2 separate regions of the Mus musculus genome follow, and region 2 is linked to region 1. Evidence: chromatin loops called from intact Hi-C (ENCODE). Cell type or tissue: left cerebral cortex. All regions are shown on one strand. Each heading gives the region's core, and the rest is flanking DNA. Links, peaks and the distances in the headings are about the cores only. Region 1 has its middle 27 kb from the start of Gm36634. Region 2 has its middle 4.7 kb from the start of Brms1l.

What was found. A loop is a pair of places that touch in the nucleus more often than their neighbours do. Peaks named below come from ENCODE experiments on the same cell type or tissue, not always from the same donor. Only the 100,000 strongest peaks of a DNase experiment are listed, where the experiment ranks them.
Region 2: a loop joins it to region 1, with 3 times the contacts of the local background. A loop is called at or near these places in 7 of 42 quality-filtered maps.

What each region holds. Positions count from the first base shown.
Region 1 is chr12:55,516,069-55,524,410 of GRCm38, forward strand. No RefSeq gene overlaps it. Among named protein-coding and RNA genes, the nearest start is that of Gm36634, 27 kb to the left of the region's middle. In left cerebral cortex, for the core only: a CTCF peak has its summit at 2,077 (motif pointing right); DNase peaks (open chromatin) are centred at 2,113 and 4,174.
Region 2 is chr12:55,827,459-55,835,800 of GRCm38, forward strand. No RefSeq gene overlaps it. Among named protein-coding and RNA genes, the nearest start is that of Brms1l, 4.7 kb to the right of the region's middle. In left cerebral cortex, for the core only: CTCF peaks have their summits at 3,822 and 6,648; a DNase peak (open chromatin) is centred at 3,827.

The DNA.
Region 1 (8,342 bases), core at 148-8,147:
GGGGCCGGGCAGTGGTGGCGCACGCCTTTAATCCCAGCACTTGGGAGGCAGAGGCAGGTGGATTTCTGAGTTCGAGGCCAGCCTGGTCTACAAAGTGAGTTCCAGGACAGCCAGGGCTACACAGAGAAAACCTGTCTCGAAAAACCAAAAAAAAAAAAAAAAAAAAAACCAAAAGAAGAAGAAGAAGAAGGAGGAGGAGGATGAGGAGGAGGCCTGGGTGGATGGGTTATTGATGAATGCACTTGCTGTGTGTGGTGGTTTGAATGAGAATGACTCCTATAGGCTAACATATTTGAATGTTTGGTTCCTGGTTGGTGGACTATTAAGGGAGGCTTAGGAGGTGCTGGAGGAGGTGTGCCACTCAGTGTGGTCTTTGCGGTTTCTAATACCCAAGCCTGGCCCAGCCTCTCTTTTTCTACTGTGCGTTTGTGGATAAAATGTAAACTCTTGGCTACTGCTCTAGCACCGAGCCTACCTGCCTTCTGCCTTCTGTTCCCCACCACGACTGTCCTAGACTCTCTGAAACTAAGCAAGCCCCCAAGTAAACGCTTTCTTTTATAAGTTGCCTTGGCCATTGTGTCTCTTTGCAGAATTGGAGAAGTAACCAAGACTACTCAAGTGTGAGGACCTGAAATGACATCCCTAGCATCTGGGTAAAATCTGGATTAGTGAGCATCTCTAACCCTAGTGCTTCTGTGGGAAGATAGGCAGTGGAGACATGAGAGTTCCTGGGAACTCATTGGCCAGGTGGCCTGGAGTATACAGTGGAGGGCTGGTCTCCAGGTAGACAAGTCAGGTTGCTCTGAGCTCCACAGTGCACTGTGGCATGCATGTACCTGAATTTAGACACACAAGTACACGTTTACGCGCGCGCACACACACACACACACACACACACATTTATTAAACATAGTAGAAACAGAAATGTTGAATTAAAGGAGAGGAACAAAAAATGCAATGTAAATTGTTACATTTCCTTAGAAACGAAAGTTATACTAATTAGCAATCTAAACAAAAGGTTTCATTATTCATCCATTTATTTATTTCAAGAAAGGGTTTCTCTGTGTAGCCCTGGCTGTCCTGGAACTCACTCTGTAGACCAGGCTGACCTCAAACTCAGAGATTTGCCTGACTCTGTTTCCCGAGTGCTGGGATTAAAGGCGTGCGCCACCACCGAACAAACTGTTTGTTTGTTTTAAATTTGTGTTCTCTTCCCCCTATTCAGTCAGGGGCTGGGATGGAACTCTGGCCGTTGCTGAACTACATCTGTAGCTCTTTGGTTGACCTTGAACATACTTAGTTTGTTAAATCTTCACTAATCTGATAAGATCATACTATTGTCTTAATTTTTACTTGCTTAATTATAAGGGAAGTTGGGTATCTCTTAGTGATTTGGGGTGTGTGTGTGTTCATGTGTGTGTGTGTGTGTGTTCATACACTTTGCCCATGGGTAGGTTTATTGAATAACTTTAATTTTTTTCCAAACTGGTTTTTAGATAAGAAAATTCTGTCTTGGAAGAATTATTTTTGGTTCCCATTTTAAAAATCAAACTCTTTCCTTCTCTGTCCCAGAAACACGTTCTCCCTGATTCATCCGTGTTAAGAGCTTCCAAGCCATTTAGTTAATGAAACCGTTTCCTCTGAAGAGGGCCTGGCCTGCGATCATCCAGAGCGTAAGAGCACCCTGCTTCCATTTCCTCTGGAGCCGCCGTCCTCTTTTTCTCTTGCCTTAATTGCTTTGTGTTCTCTCGAGTGATGCATTTGATCTTAGGTTTTTCCTGTAGTTCTTTCTTACTAAAATCCAGTGGCATTCTATCAGAAAATTAATTCCTCTGGTTTTTGGAGTCACTGTATACGGTAACTCCGTTGCATCTGACCTCAAGATTTGTCTGATTTTTTTTTTTCTAAGGGTTTCCGTTGGATTAGCCTTCATGTTCTGGAGTCCACCGGTGCTAAGTGTTTTTAACACTCGAGTTAAGGACCTTGTGGAAAAGCCAAGGACAGCCATGGGTTCTTTACAGGGCTCAGGAGAACTGCTGCTTAGCAGGTTGTGTGCAGTTTGCTCGAGCTGCCAGTAGTGGGCGCCCTCTCCCGCGCCACATTCCAATGGCCTTCCTGGGTCTCTGCTGTAGGACCGCACTCTGCCCCTGAAGCAGCTGTGGTGACCCATGGGCTGGATTGAGTAATTAATGAAGCCCCGAGGGATCTCTCACAAAAGAAGAATTGGCATAAATAGGAGGCTGGAGGGGAGGAGGGAGGGAGAAAACTAACCAACAATGAAAAAAAAAAAAAAATGCTGCCACAGCTGCTGCAGCCTGTGAGTAATGTGAGGTGGAGTGTTGACAACACAGATTCCCCAAAGGGAGATTGGGGTGAGACTGTCACCGGACTGCAGGCGCCCACCCCCTAAAAACAAAACAAAACTGCTCTGCGCATCGATTTTTCAAACAATACATTTACTGGCCCACTGCATCGTGGTGAGGGGCGGGGTGATGGTGTGGTCCATGGCAGCTTCATTACCAATGTGGGAACAAACCAGGCATTCTTGATCCCTCTCAGCTCCCAGATGGCCAACAAGCTTCATTTGTCGATGAGCTGGCTTGATGAGCTGACTTGCGTTAACTTTCCTGTGTGCGCTTAATCCAGACTGGGCACTGGTGACAGAGCAAAGCAATGATTCCACCCATGTCTAAATTGGTGAACCAAGCAGTTTATGGGCTTACGGATACACAGGTGACCCCCCAAAAGTTACGCCACTGAAGTCAGGGTGTGTGATGGGTGGTGTTCTCATCACTGCATAGATGGAGTACCCTTCCGTTAGCCTTGTTTCTACATACTTTAGCACCTTCTGAGTCCACTCTGCAGCGGGGGCAGAATTATTGCTATCTGGAAATGGGGACAGGCAGGCTGGGAATCTTAGGTGACCTTCCCACTCTCTCCCATGAGGGAACATCACGAGGCCTGATCTTGTTGGGAGTGTGCGGCGGGAAATCATGGCTCTCTGATTAAGGTAATATAATAATTAAAGTATATATAATAAAGTAAAGGTTGTGTATGCCTGAAAAGGGGTCCAGCCAACAAGAATTTCCTCTTCTTTGCCTTTGATAATGAAGAAACTGAAGGGTTTTGATATTATTGCTTTTTATTTTTATTTATTTTATTTTATGTTTATGAGTATTTTGCCTGCATGTGCATATGCCTATCATCTTCATGCCTGGTGCTCTTGGAGGTTAAAAAAAATGGGTCAGGTTCCCTGGGTCTTCTGGAGCCCAGGATGACCTCAAAGTCGTTGCAATCCTCCTGCCTCATCCCCTCACTCCCAGTTGGGACTACTGGCATGAGCCACCATGCCTTGCCAGTGTTTCTTTTTTAAGAGTGAGAACCACAGCCTTTTCTGTATTGGCTCCCACTCATTCTTCCAAATGTCGAGTCCCAGTCCTCATGTTCTGGGGTCTTGCTTCTGGTCAGTGGTACCACTGGGCCATTAAAGACTTCAGCTCTGATTTGTCCACTACCTTTTGTCTTGAATGATGCTAAGGCCTTGAATTGGCATGCTGTATTCTCAGGGTCTTACATAAAACCATTCTATAAATCACACTTGTTGCCCTTGCTACTGAAAGTCTGAAAAAAGTGTAAAGGGGTTAAAACGAGCCTCATTCATATCAAAGGCGACTGCTGTTCATATGATATATATCCTTCTATAGTGTCTATACATATACAAAGGCTGCGGATAGAGCTGAGTGGCAGAGCACTTGCCTGTCAAGTATATTTCTATCTCATTACTTTCGGAGTTCTATGTCTGTGTGATGGAGAATGACAATGAGTACGATCATTGCTCCTGGGGAAGGTCAGGGATAGAGAGGGTCCTGTGATGCTGCGGGATTTGATCACATTGTGAACCCCACGATTGTGAACTGGAAAAACCTGGTTATTGTTATGGTGTGGCTCAGCCCTAGCACACAGCTTTAATCCAAGAACTTTCTGCAAACAGGATTAAATAAAGTCAACCCTTGGGCAAGAGGTGAAGCAAGCAGCCGGGTGACAGGGAGTGACCATAAGAAAACTCAGGAAGTCAAGAGGAGAGACACTGAGTTGAAGGGTATTTTAGACGGCATGAAGGAATTTCTTCAGGGACGTTGGTGGAGTGGGAAGCCCAGCTGGGGCCTTTCTCTGCCTCTCTGAGCTAGCAGGCTTTCACCACAGCATCTGGCTCTTGTGTCCTCATTTGATAAGTCAAGTGTTTGGGACGTTGTCTTTTAAAAGTAACACTAAGCTGGTGATCACAGCCAGATAACCTTAATTTATGCAAATTTCTGTTGAGAGCCACCAATAAACATTGTTAATTCGTTCACTTTGAACCTGACCAACAGCGGTATACATAACTCATGACTGACAGAAACCACGTAGGCATCTCCTCTGAAAAGCACATCAGATCTTTATGAATAGGAACACTGGGCCATTATACTGGGGCGAATTTCAATACTGACATTGCCAAGAAAAGCAGAGAAGTGTGAATTACACTGTAGTAAACAAAGCACGGAAAGAGACTCAGCCATTGTACAAGAACTGGAGCAAGAAGGCGAAGCACGTCTTTTGACTGCTCAGCAGTCAAAAGGGACGGCAAATAGTTAATTGTTTTAATGCCACAAATAAGTTTTAATTAGAATTATATAATATTTGCAAATATAAATTACAGAATCTGGAACTAATGTGGCTCAATTATATCTTAACTCTTTTCCTGGCCACCATATGCATTTTATTCTTTGTGTGTGCATGTGTGCGTGTTGACATGTATGTGATGGTGAGGTGTGTGTGTGTGCATACATACATGTAGAAGCCAGAGGGCATCCTGTTCTCTCACCCTCTGCCTGAGTCTCTCACTGAACCTGGAGCCAGGCTGAGGCCAGCAAAGCCCATCAATACTCTTGTCTTCCCCACAGCAACAATAGGGTTCCTAGGTGCTTTAGGCAAGACCTGGCATGGCTTTTGCTTGGGTACTGAGGATTTGAACTCAAGTCTTCGTGTTTGCACAGGAAGTTCTCTTACACACTGAGTCAGTTCCTTAGCCTCTCAAGATATCCATTTTTTTTTTTGGACAGGTTATTGCTAAAATCCCTTCTCAGTGTGGGATGTAAATAACACCTATCCCTCCTTCAAAGGTCACAACAGACATACTGACTCCCACAATTCCGTCACAGTTCACTCTTGGGAACCAATGACTTCATTGGGCTTCTTTACTGGGCCTGGGTACCTGCTCCTTCCCCTCCAATAAACTGCACCTGAAAGGCCTTGCCAGTCCAGGAGTCACACAGATGGAACCCTCTGCCCCAGTCTCCTCTGCAATACACTCGACCCCCCGCCCCATCCCCTGCCCTAAGTCATGTGTGTGTGATTAAGGTGTTTGGAGCTTGTTCAATATCTGAAAATCAGCTGGTGTAGTCAACCACACAGGGAGTCTAAAGATGAAAATTCAGAGCTGTCACCACATCAGAAGGTAGTAGGGAGCAGCTGGATACTGAGGTGAGGGTTTCATAAACCCCCCACCCCTCTGTGAGGGTGTAAACAGTCAACAGGCCTGGCTGGGATGGTCTTTTGCAAGCAGGGCGGGGCTAAGAAGGCAGAGCACTGTCTTTTCAATGTCAACCAGGAATATCCAAGTCCCAAGAGCTGCTTGCTTGTCTCAGAGGACAGTCACCGAGAGATTCTGGCAGGCCTGGAACTTGCTATGTAGATCATGCTGGCCTCAGACTTATAGAGATCTGCCTGCCTCTGCCTCCCAAATACTGGAGTTAAAGGTGTGTGCCAACCCCCACCCCTGGCCCAACATATGCATTTTAGTAACTATATATAGTTAAGTAAAGATTATGACTCAAGATATAAATGTACCACGCTTTGTCAAAGGTTTAAATTTTGAGACAGGCTCTGCCTGAGTTTCCCAGGCTGGTTTGAACTTGTGACTCTGTCTCAGGCTCTCAAGGATTATTGGCCTGCTCCTCTGGGTCTGGGACCAGGGCTATTCATAACATCTGGGTGCTTAATTATTTTTTTAAATTTAATTTTTTTCTCCCCTGCTCCTCTCCTCCTTTCTCTCTGTTTTGTCTGCATGTTTTTTTTTTTTAATTTTTTTTTTTTATTTTTAGACAGTGTCTGGCTATGTCACTTGGTAGATCTGGACCTTACTGTGTCAGCTACTTGCATGTGAAACTGGAGATTAGCTAGACTCATAAATGATGCTATCTGTGGATTGACCTGGGCTATCCCGGCTCAGGCACCAGCCTTTGTTGGTCAGTACTGTATACACAGTTAAGTTTTGTCAGTGTGATCTATGGGTTAAAATGGGAGGGGCTCACAAGACATGTACGTGCTTATTCTTCTGCTCTGTTCTGTACAGTTCTTGCCCAATGCTGACTTGAATCTCTTACCTTTGTTGTAATAAAGTGTAACCTTGATTCTAACAGTTTGATCTCAGTCCATCGAGTGAACAAATGGGAGAATGATCTGGGAAACTCCCAATATGAACTACTGTATATTTAAACATACCTGAGGACGACTCTATGTGTGCTCTGTCTGTCTGTCTCTCTATGCATATATTTATGTGTTTGTTATACATTTAATATATAAGTATATATAATATAATAATATATAATATGATATTTTATTGTGGATTTAAGAGGTTCACAAAGGTAACTGGCTATACCACCCTTGACTTGGGCTTGCATTCTATTTTTAGAAGTCAATCCTTACCAGCTCCAAGTCTACTACTGAACATCTTTTTAAAGGCTTAGTGGCCATTTGGATTTCTTCCTCTGTGGTTTGTCCATTCTGCCTACTTTCTTTACTAAGCTGTTCTTGAATGTGGAAAACACACGAAGCCCATTCACATATGCACAAAGGAAGTCAAACGTTTATTCTCTGTTGCTCCTTGGAGCTTAGAGCTTTCTGTATGTCAGTGGTTTGCTTTGTCTGAATAATCCCTCAAATTGCCCACCCCTCAGGAATACCAGCTTTCGATAACACGTACTTTCCCTTTGCCATGCCTCTATTTTTAAGTCACGTCAGACCCACCTCTGACTCTCTCTCTCTCTCTCTCAGGGCTTTTTTTCCCCCCATAGGTAAACTTTCCTTGAGTTTAGTTGTCTTTTCTTTCCTTAATTATATGTACTTCCCTTAATATGACCTCTTTGCAAAATTGGGCCAGTAGAATGTCACATTTGATTGCTGTCACTGATCCCACAATCCAGCAGCTTCTACCCATAATTCTACCTTACAGATGCCAGCTTAACCTGCAGAAAGCTCTGATTTCTGTTACCTCATATTCTTGCTCAAAATCTTCCAAGATTTTCCTTAGGTTTTATTAGGCATGTGTACCTCTGGGGCCAGGTTTGGAGCCCGTTGGTTTGCCCATGGAGTCACAGGATGAAGACGTGGAAACAGGCCTGGCTTGTGTGGTCAGCCCAGATGTGCTGAGCCAGAAAGGGTAGCTATGACCTCACAGGTTACAGGGATGGGACATGACAAAGGCTGGTTTGGTTAGGTGCTTTGAAAGCCCATGGGCTCTTTAATGGTAGGGAAGCCTGAAGAGGTGGAGAAGGGTTGCCTGTGGTGACAGGGCCACTTCTAATGAGTCAGGTGTCGACTGCTGCATGCTTTCATATGAAGCTTTACTGCCTGGGCCTTCGCTGCTGATCTGGACTCCTAGTCTTCACTGTGACTAGAGTGCTATTCTGGTTTGTCCCATGTTCTTTCAAGGGAAATTTGCCAAAGGGATAGGTATAAGGCCGGCTGCAGGTCTCCCAGGCTCAAGGCTGACTTGTCCCCTGTATGTTTTAATGGACCCTGCAACAGGGTACCTGTGGTAGAGTATTGCAGGGTTACTAGTGGACCAGTGTGCCCTCAGAGCCCTCAGCCTAGACTGTAGTGGATGGGACATTGCTGCTCTTTAGTGGCCTCAGTATCCCAGGTCCCAGTAAAGTGGCTGAATGCCGAAAGAGAGGGTCCCTGCTGGGCAGGTTTTATGTGGCTTGTGAGTCACCAGAAGGATTTAAAGAGCAGAGGGAATGGAAGTGCCCAAGGTTTTATGCTGGGGTGGATGAAGCATTGAGGGTAATGAGCAATGTGATCAGCAAGGTACCACAGGGTCACATCCCTGCGGAGGATGCAGGGTCAGAGTGCCTGATGCTGCATTCCATTGTCTACCTCTAGGTGAGGCTTCAGCCTTGTGTTTGATGCAGTGGGGATGGGGTGGAGGTAGGGGTGGGAGGTAGACTCTAGGATTGTTCAGAGCTTCCATGTGTACCAAGAATTTGGTTGCAACCAGGAACTAGAATGACTTTCCCAGAAGG
Region 2 (8,342 bases), core at 47-8,046, 310 kb after region 1:
ACAACTGGAACCGAGGCTCTCCATAAAGCTGTTGTCTTACTGGGGTTGCCTTGTCTGGCCTCAGTGGGAGATGATGTGCCAAATCTGACAGAGAGTTGTTACACCAGGGTGGGGGGATATCAAAAGTGGGGCCTCACTCTCTCAGAGGAGGAGGTTGGGGTAGCGGGGCGGAGAGGGGGGACTGGGAGGGCAGTATTTGGGGTGTAAATAAATAAATAAATAAATAAATTTTAACTCCCCTCCCAAGCGGTTCTCCCCCAGAAGCCTGCATAACACCTAAGAGCTAGGCCAGAGTAGGAGTGAGGATGGCTTCCAGCCCGGTGCTAGCTGGATACCTGCAACAAATGCATGTGGCTGTCTTCAGCAGCAGGGCCTTCCCATCTGCTCCTGATGAGCAACCAATAGCAGCAGCAATTGCCTGTATAACTTTAGGGGGTCTTGCTTTTGAGGCAAAGTTTTACTATGTAACCCAGGCTAGCCTTGAACTCTCAATCCCCCTGCCTCATGCTTCTTGGTGCTGTAGTTATCAATATACACCATCACACCCAGCTATGAAGACTTTTGTTTATTTTACACGTGTTTCTGGGTGTATGCATTTATATGCACGTGTGTGGAGGACAGAGCACAATTTATGGGAGTCAGTACTCACCTTCCACCATGTGGATTCCAAGGGATGAATTCTGCTCATCAGGCTTGTCTTACTGATTGGCTTACCTTCTGAGCCATCTTTTTGACCCCCTAAGACGCTTCCTGGCCTGGCAATGTTAGACTGAAAATGATGGACATGTGGTTCAGTCCCTAGCACTGCAAACAAAAGTGGATACAAGTGAAAATATATGTACATTATCAATTTTGAGAGAAATTATATTTGTTTACTAACTAGAAAAAAAAGACTGGAAAAACTACTCCCAAATAGTGGCTGTGTTTACAAAGTAGAATTTCTTTGTTTCTGTTTTCTTTACAAAAGGCATATGCTTCTTTTATCAAAAAAACATCAGCTTTTGTTTTTAATTAACAAAAGCTGGTGCAGTCATCTTTTGTGTATATTTCTCTGTCCGTGTTCACATGCTATGATGACAGAAGGTTGACTGTTAAGTGCCTTCCTCAGTTACTCTCTTCATTCATTCATTCATTCATTCATTCATTCATCTTCAGGCAGGGTCTCGTTGTTAGTCTTGGCTGGCTTTGAACTCCCAGAGATCCATCTGACTCTGCCTTGCAACTCCTGGTACTACAAGGCACTCACCACCATACCTGGCCTCTGCATTTTTTTAATTTACTTTTATCATTTTTAATGATATGCATGTATGTGTATTTATATGCTGGTGTGTGCATGTGAGTGCAGGTGCCCTTTAAGGCCACAGCTTGACAAATGCAGACTAAATTTTACCATCAGAAACAAAGACCTATTCTTATAATATGTAAGTTGTGCTGTTCACACAAAAGCTAGATTCTAATCATGTCATACTATCTTTTGCTTAAAGTGTGTGTGTGTGGGGGGGGGAAACAAACCAAAACCCTTGGTTTTCCAACACTAAGTTACATGCCCGGCCTCATATTTTTAATGTCTCATTTTCATCTGTGTCACTTGTGAGACCACTTCTATGTCATGCCTTTGACTAAGACCAGGAGTAATATGAACTGTGGAAATTCGATTACTTTTAAAGCCTTAAAATATCAGAATATGACATTCAGTTGAAGTAAGAATGCAGTTCACAGAATAGGAGAAAAAGGCAATAAGGAGTCTATATCTTTTAAACACTCATATGGACATTGTATTGTTCACCTGAGATGACAGAATGCTAAACATTTTTTTTTTTGAGACAGAATGTTCTGTATCCCAGGCCAGCTTCAAATGTGTACGCGGCCAAGAATGATCTAGAACTTCTGACTTTCCTGCTCACACCTCACGAGAAGCAGAATCCAAGCGCCCAATGCCACACTGCCTTCTGCACTACTGGGATTGAACCCGGATGCACATGTATGAAAACTCTACCAACTGACCCACAGTCCCAGCTCCTCGAAATCCTTTCTAAACAAAGGTATTTAGTTAGGAAAGTGCTATTGTTGAACTTACCCCCAAATTCTTTTATGTCCAAATAGAAGTCAGCTAGATTCTTATCATGTGATACAATTCTTTGCTTAAAGTGTGTGAGAGAAAAAAAAAAAACAAACAAACCCTGGTCCCTTTGTCTCTATGCAATCAGAAAGAGGGGGCTATTTTGATAACTCCTGTTAATAATTGTGACTATCCCACTAAAAAGTTCAAAAGTGGCAGTTTTGTGAAGATGAGTTGTAATAGGGGATATGAAAGCACACAGGCAAATGTTCTCTGCTCTCTCCAATAAAATCCTTTAAAAAACCCTTAAATATATCCTCTCTGTATGCAAAGCTCTGTAACACTGTACATTTTTCATTTGGTTAAGAACTACACATTAGGGTATCTGAGGTTAAATTTCTTAAATAATATCAAACAATCATAGATCTCAGAAAATTATTTAAGTACGAGAAGCCTACAATGATAGCATGCTATTATGGTTTTCTGAATTCCTAGTTTTCACAGGGAATTGGTAAGAATTTTGTCTAAGGTAGGGACTGAACCTAATGACCTTGCACATGGGAGACATGCAAGGCTATCTATCCATTGCCCTACAGTTGAGCTATATCCCCAGCCCTGCGAAGACTGAGTCTTATCATTGGAAACAAAGGCCTGTTCTTATAATACATCAGAAAGCTCCCCTGGGTTGCCAGAGCTGTCTGATTCCTCGTTCTGCTCCTTCCTTGAAGGTCTCTGAAGAGAAGCAGTGCCTATTTTGTTCAGGTCATCTCCTGAAATTCTCACACCTGCTACACAAAACACATTCAGCAAATGGTATGTTAATGAATACAAACAAGGAATTTCAGGGGACAGGATCTTTCTCTAGCTCAGGCTGGCCTAGAATTCACTATTTAACCCAGGATGGCCCACAACTCTAGGAAATCCTCCTGCCTCAACCTCTCAAAGAGATTATAGGCATGAGCCACCACACCTTCCTCTCCCTCTCTCCTTCTCCCCTCCCCACTCTGTGTGTGGGTGTGTATGCCTGTGTGTAGAGTATATGCATGTGTGTGCAGTTGCCCATAAAATGCATGTATAGAGTCAGAGACGGAGTTGAGTATCTGCCTCTATTGCTCTCCACCTTACTATTTTAGGCAGGGTCTCTTACTAACTCTGGAATTAACCAATTGGCTAGACTGACTGGACATCGAGCCACCAGGATCTTCCTTTCTCAGCTCCCTAGCTTTGGGGTTACAGGAGTACATTGCTGTGTTCAGCTCTTTTATATGGGTGCTGGGGATTTGAACTCGGGTCCTCATGCTTGCACAACATGCATTTTACCCATTAAACCATGTATGTACTCAACCTGTCCCCAGAGAAGAAAGTCTTAATCAAAAATAGTAAGTTATGTTAGGATATTTTAATGTATTTTCCACTACTTCCATTAAAAAAAAAATATATATATATATATATATATATATACAGTGTTGGGCATATTATAGCTCATGCCTGTAATCCGAGCACATGGGAGTCTGAGGCTGGCAGATCATAAGTTTGAGGTCAGCTTGGGTTACCTAGTAAATTCCAGGTTAGCCTGACACAAAAATTAGTCTTATCTTAATGTAGTTCTCTGAAGCTCTGTCTTACAGTTGATATGATGAAATTTTGGTACTAGTTGTTAGTCACAACCTCTGTTAGTTTTTCTTAGTTTCAAACTCTGACTTTGGTCCATCAGCAGTGACAAATTTGGAGATTGTGTGTGACTGGTGTCTCAGCTCCACCACGTGGCAGATTTGGGAATTGGATCTGCTTGCTGAGAACTGGGATACAGGCACACATCACCACACCCAGCTCACCCTACAACTCTCCTTTTGCTTTGTTTTGTCTGCTTGCCTTTGGAACCTCTGCAGTGCTTTCTGTAGTGGCTGCATCACTCTGCATTCCCACCAGCATTTCGGAAGAATTTGTCAGCCCCCTACATCTTCACTAACATTAGCTGTTTGTTTTCTGGCTGGTAGGAGGTAAAATCTCAGTGTGGTTTTGATTTGTGTTTCCTTGATTGTTAAGGAAGTTGAACAGTTTTTTATTGGCCAGCAAATAAAAGTTGTAATGTTTCCCCCTCCCTATGACAGTCTCTGTGTTAACATTACCCCTGATCTAAAAGATCCGTGTAACAGTGTTCATTCAGGCAACTAACTTTTATCTTTTGAGGATTATAAAAGTTATATGTTGCATTCATTGTGTTCCTTTAGGAAAAGGGGAATTGTGTATGTACCCTATATATATATATGTATATATATATATAAATATATATACATACATATATATGTATATATATATATATATGCATATATTACTTTATACAGTATATGTAGCACATGAAAATGACTGGTACAATTTGGGGATTCCCTCTTCAAAGCCTTCAGTTTATCAAGTCTGTGCCATAGAAAGTAAAAACTGGAATTACAATTTGCTACTATAAGACTTAGAATATACTTTAAAAATATAATAAAATTAAGTTTTCATTTACTCTAAACTCACAAATACTACAAAGTGGGTGGGGGTGTATATATTCTAGCATCATTGTACCTGTTTGACAGATTCATACCTCATATTGACAGGATCTTTCAAGTGTGGGTGAAGAAAAAGGAAGGAAGAAAAGAAAAGACACAAACCTTGTCCTAATTCTGATACTATGTCTGCTCTGGGTCATTTGTCAAAATGGTTACCAAACACTTTGAACAATAATAGTCCCCTTAACAAAATAAGAATATTTCTAATAGTAAAGGCAATCCAAATGCCTGTTAAGAGGTGCCTGATTAATATTCATATGTTTATCAGTCATTAGGTCTGGGAAAAGGTGGGCAGTAGTGGTGTACACTTTTAGTTTCAGTGCTCAAGATGCAGAAGCAGACAGATCTCTGAGTCTGAAAACAGCCTGATCCACAGAGTCAGTTCCAGGACAGCTAGGGTTGCACAGAGAAACAAAAAATAAAAAACAAAAACAAACAAAAAACAAAAACAAACAAAAAATCCCCCAAACCCCAAATAGCTTATAATAGCTTACACACACACACACACACACACACACACACACACACACACACACATATCTAATAGTTAAAGGACACTATAATTGGAGCCTGGTGGCTGGCTCTTTCATCTTAGCATTCAGAGTGTAGGAAATAATGGCAGGTGATCTCTGTGAGTGTGAGGCCAGCCTGGTCTGCATCATGTGTTCTAGCCATCCAGAGTTATACAGAGAGACTCACTAAATAAGTAAGTAAGTAAATAAATAAATAAATAAATGAATAGCAACACTCACAAAATAAATAAATTAATAGATAACATAGCAACAACAACAACAACAAAACCAACCACTGTAGGTTCTGCAGGGAAAACACAGGAAGGATAAAATCAGGGATAAACTTGAACACATAAGTAAAAGTAAAATCTTAAAAAATAGGAAAAATTTAAAACTTTTTGGGGGTAGTATGCATGGTATTGTCTTAGGTTTTTCTATGGCTGTAACAAAACACCAGAACCAAAAAGCAAGTTGAGGAGGAAGGGGGTTTATTTGGCCTACACTTCTATATCCATGTTAAAGAAGTCAGGATAGGAACTCAAGCAGGGCAGGGAGCTGGAGGCAGGAGCTGATTCAAAGGCCATGGAAGGGTGCAGCTTACTGGCTTGCTTCCCCTGGCTCACTCAGCCTGCTTTCTTATAGCTCCCAGGACCACCAGCTCAGGGCTGAGACCACCCACAATGGACTGGGCCCTCCCCCATTGATAACTAATTAAGAAAATGCTCTACAACCATGTCTTATGGAGGCATTTTCTCAGTTAAGTTTCTCTCCTTTTAGATACCTTTAGTTTGTGTGTCAACTTGACATAAGACCAGCCAACACAGGTATGTATGTTCACATGTGTCTGTAGGTACTTATCAAGACCAGAAGTTGATATTGAACATCTTTCTCTATTGCTCTCCTCCATAGACATTGAGGTAGGCTCTCTCTCTCTTGTACCCAGAACTCACTGGTTCAGCTGGCTAGATAGCCCAGAATTCTCTGTCCATTTCCTTAGCACTGTGATCCCATGTAGGCTGTTGTGCTGGCCTGGTCTTTACATGAATTCTGGTGTGAGGACTCCAGTTGTCATACTTTTGCAGCAAGACTTTACCTGCTGAGTTATCTTATGAGCCTATGACAAGAGTCTGAGACTTTGAAAGGAATTTAAAGTTAAGATCATAGAAACTTCTTATTTTATAACTGACCAGCGATTCTTCGTTTTTTTTTTTTTTTTTGGGGGGGGGGGTTCGAGACAGGGTTTCTCTGTGTAGCCCTGGCTGTCCTGGAACTCACTCTGTAGACCAGGCTAGCCTTGAACTCAGAAATCTGCCTGCCTCAAGCCTTCCAAGTACTGGGATTAAAGGCATGAGCCACCACGCCCGGCGAGATTCTATGTTTTGCCGAGTTTACTGCTGGGTTATTAAGAGAAGCGTGGCTTGAATCCATGCCTCTTCTCTCTTACTTCCTTATGTCTGAGCCTGGCCTCGAATTTGAGACAAATTTCTTGTCGCAGCCCCTGGAGTTGCTGCAATTACAGGTGTAAGCCACCAGGCTTGGCTCCTTCTGTTTACCTTTGAGCAGGAGAAGCAGAAAGCACCCACTTGAGGACCACTGTATGCCATGAGAGTGCCTGCAAGCTTTGAGGCCACACTACTTACATTCAAATCTGAGACCGGTTATTTATTACCTGTATGACCTTGGTGAGGTAGTTTAACTGCTCTGTGCCTCAGTTGTCTCCTCTGCAAAGTTAACTCTCAGATTTGTGTAGAGATTAAATGGACTGATTTACTTAAAGTACCTAGCAGTACAAGGCATAAGGGCGACCAGAAATCTCAGTACTATTTAGCACACATTCTCTGGTTACTGATAAAACAAAGATTAGCTGGGGCCAAGGACTTTTGCCAACAGCTGTTTTTATTTGATCTGCATTTAAGAAACAGAACCCCAAGGCCAGGAGTGGTAGTACAGGCCAATATCCCAGCTCTAAGGAAGATGAGGCCATGCTATGAACTCAAGGCCAGCAAGACTGTCTCAACAAACATGCTCACAACAACAAAAAACCCCACTTCATCTGAGGCAGTGTTTGTATCTTGACATTCTGTACAGAAGTCACAGTTTTAGTTTCTCTTGCAGATTTGGAAGGCCTGATATTGTTAGGCTAAAATTATCAGATCCTATCAACTGCCTGGTTGCAACATAGTAGCTGCCCCCACAGTAACTTTGCTTTGTCTTTTATTTTCATGCTTGATTAAAACAACCCTTGTTCTCAAGGAACTTGCAATCTTATAAGTGACCCACATTGGCTGAATATAGACTGCTAGGAAAAGAAGAAAAAAAGGACGGAGCATAGCCATCGTCTGGTGGAACATGAGCCATCGTCTGGTGGAACATGAGAGCGTCTGAAGTGTGGAAGATGGTGGTGATGGTGATGTTTGTATATGCTTGGCCCAGGAAGTGGCACTATTAGGAGGTGTGGCCTTGCTGCAGTAGGTGTTAGAGCAAGTGTGTCGTTGTGGGCATGGGCTTTAAGACCCTCATCCTAGCTCCCTGGGAGCCAGTCTGAATAAGATGATGTAGGACCCTCAGCTCCTCCGGATGCTGGCATGCTCCCGCCTTGATGGTAATGGACAGAACCTCTGAACCTGTAAGAAAATGAGCAAGCTGAGAAAGGAAAAATATTTAAAGGGACACCGGGAAGTAGAACAGAGCAAAATCTTTTGTTTTAGGAGATAACAGATCCCACTCAGCTAAATTTAAGTCTATGTGTGATGGAACATACCTTTAATCCCAGGAGACAGAGCCGTGCAGATCACTAAACTCAAGGTCAGCCTACTGAGCAAGTTCCAGGACAGCTAAGTTTCATTCTACTTCCTGGTGTCCCTTTAATACTTTAACCATATATTTTGTTGATAAAATGGACATAATACCGACTCCTACCTTAGGGCTATTAAACTAAAAATTGAACTCAGCAAATCCATGCAGTGAATTTACCAAGATAACCTGATAAAGAGTGAAAGTGATCGGTTATAAGTTACGATTATTATGGTAGTTATGGCATCGTCCTTGTCTGTGTAATCCTGTTTTTGAAAAAAAAAAAATGACATCTTTTTAAGTCAAATATTTATTTTTCACTGGAACCTGAAATTAAATCAATTTAATTTGGGTAGCTTCTTCCATTAAAAAAAAAAAAAAAAAGTAAGAACGCAAGATTGAAATACTAAGATAAAATTTCCTTCC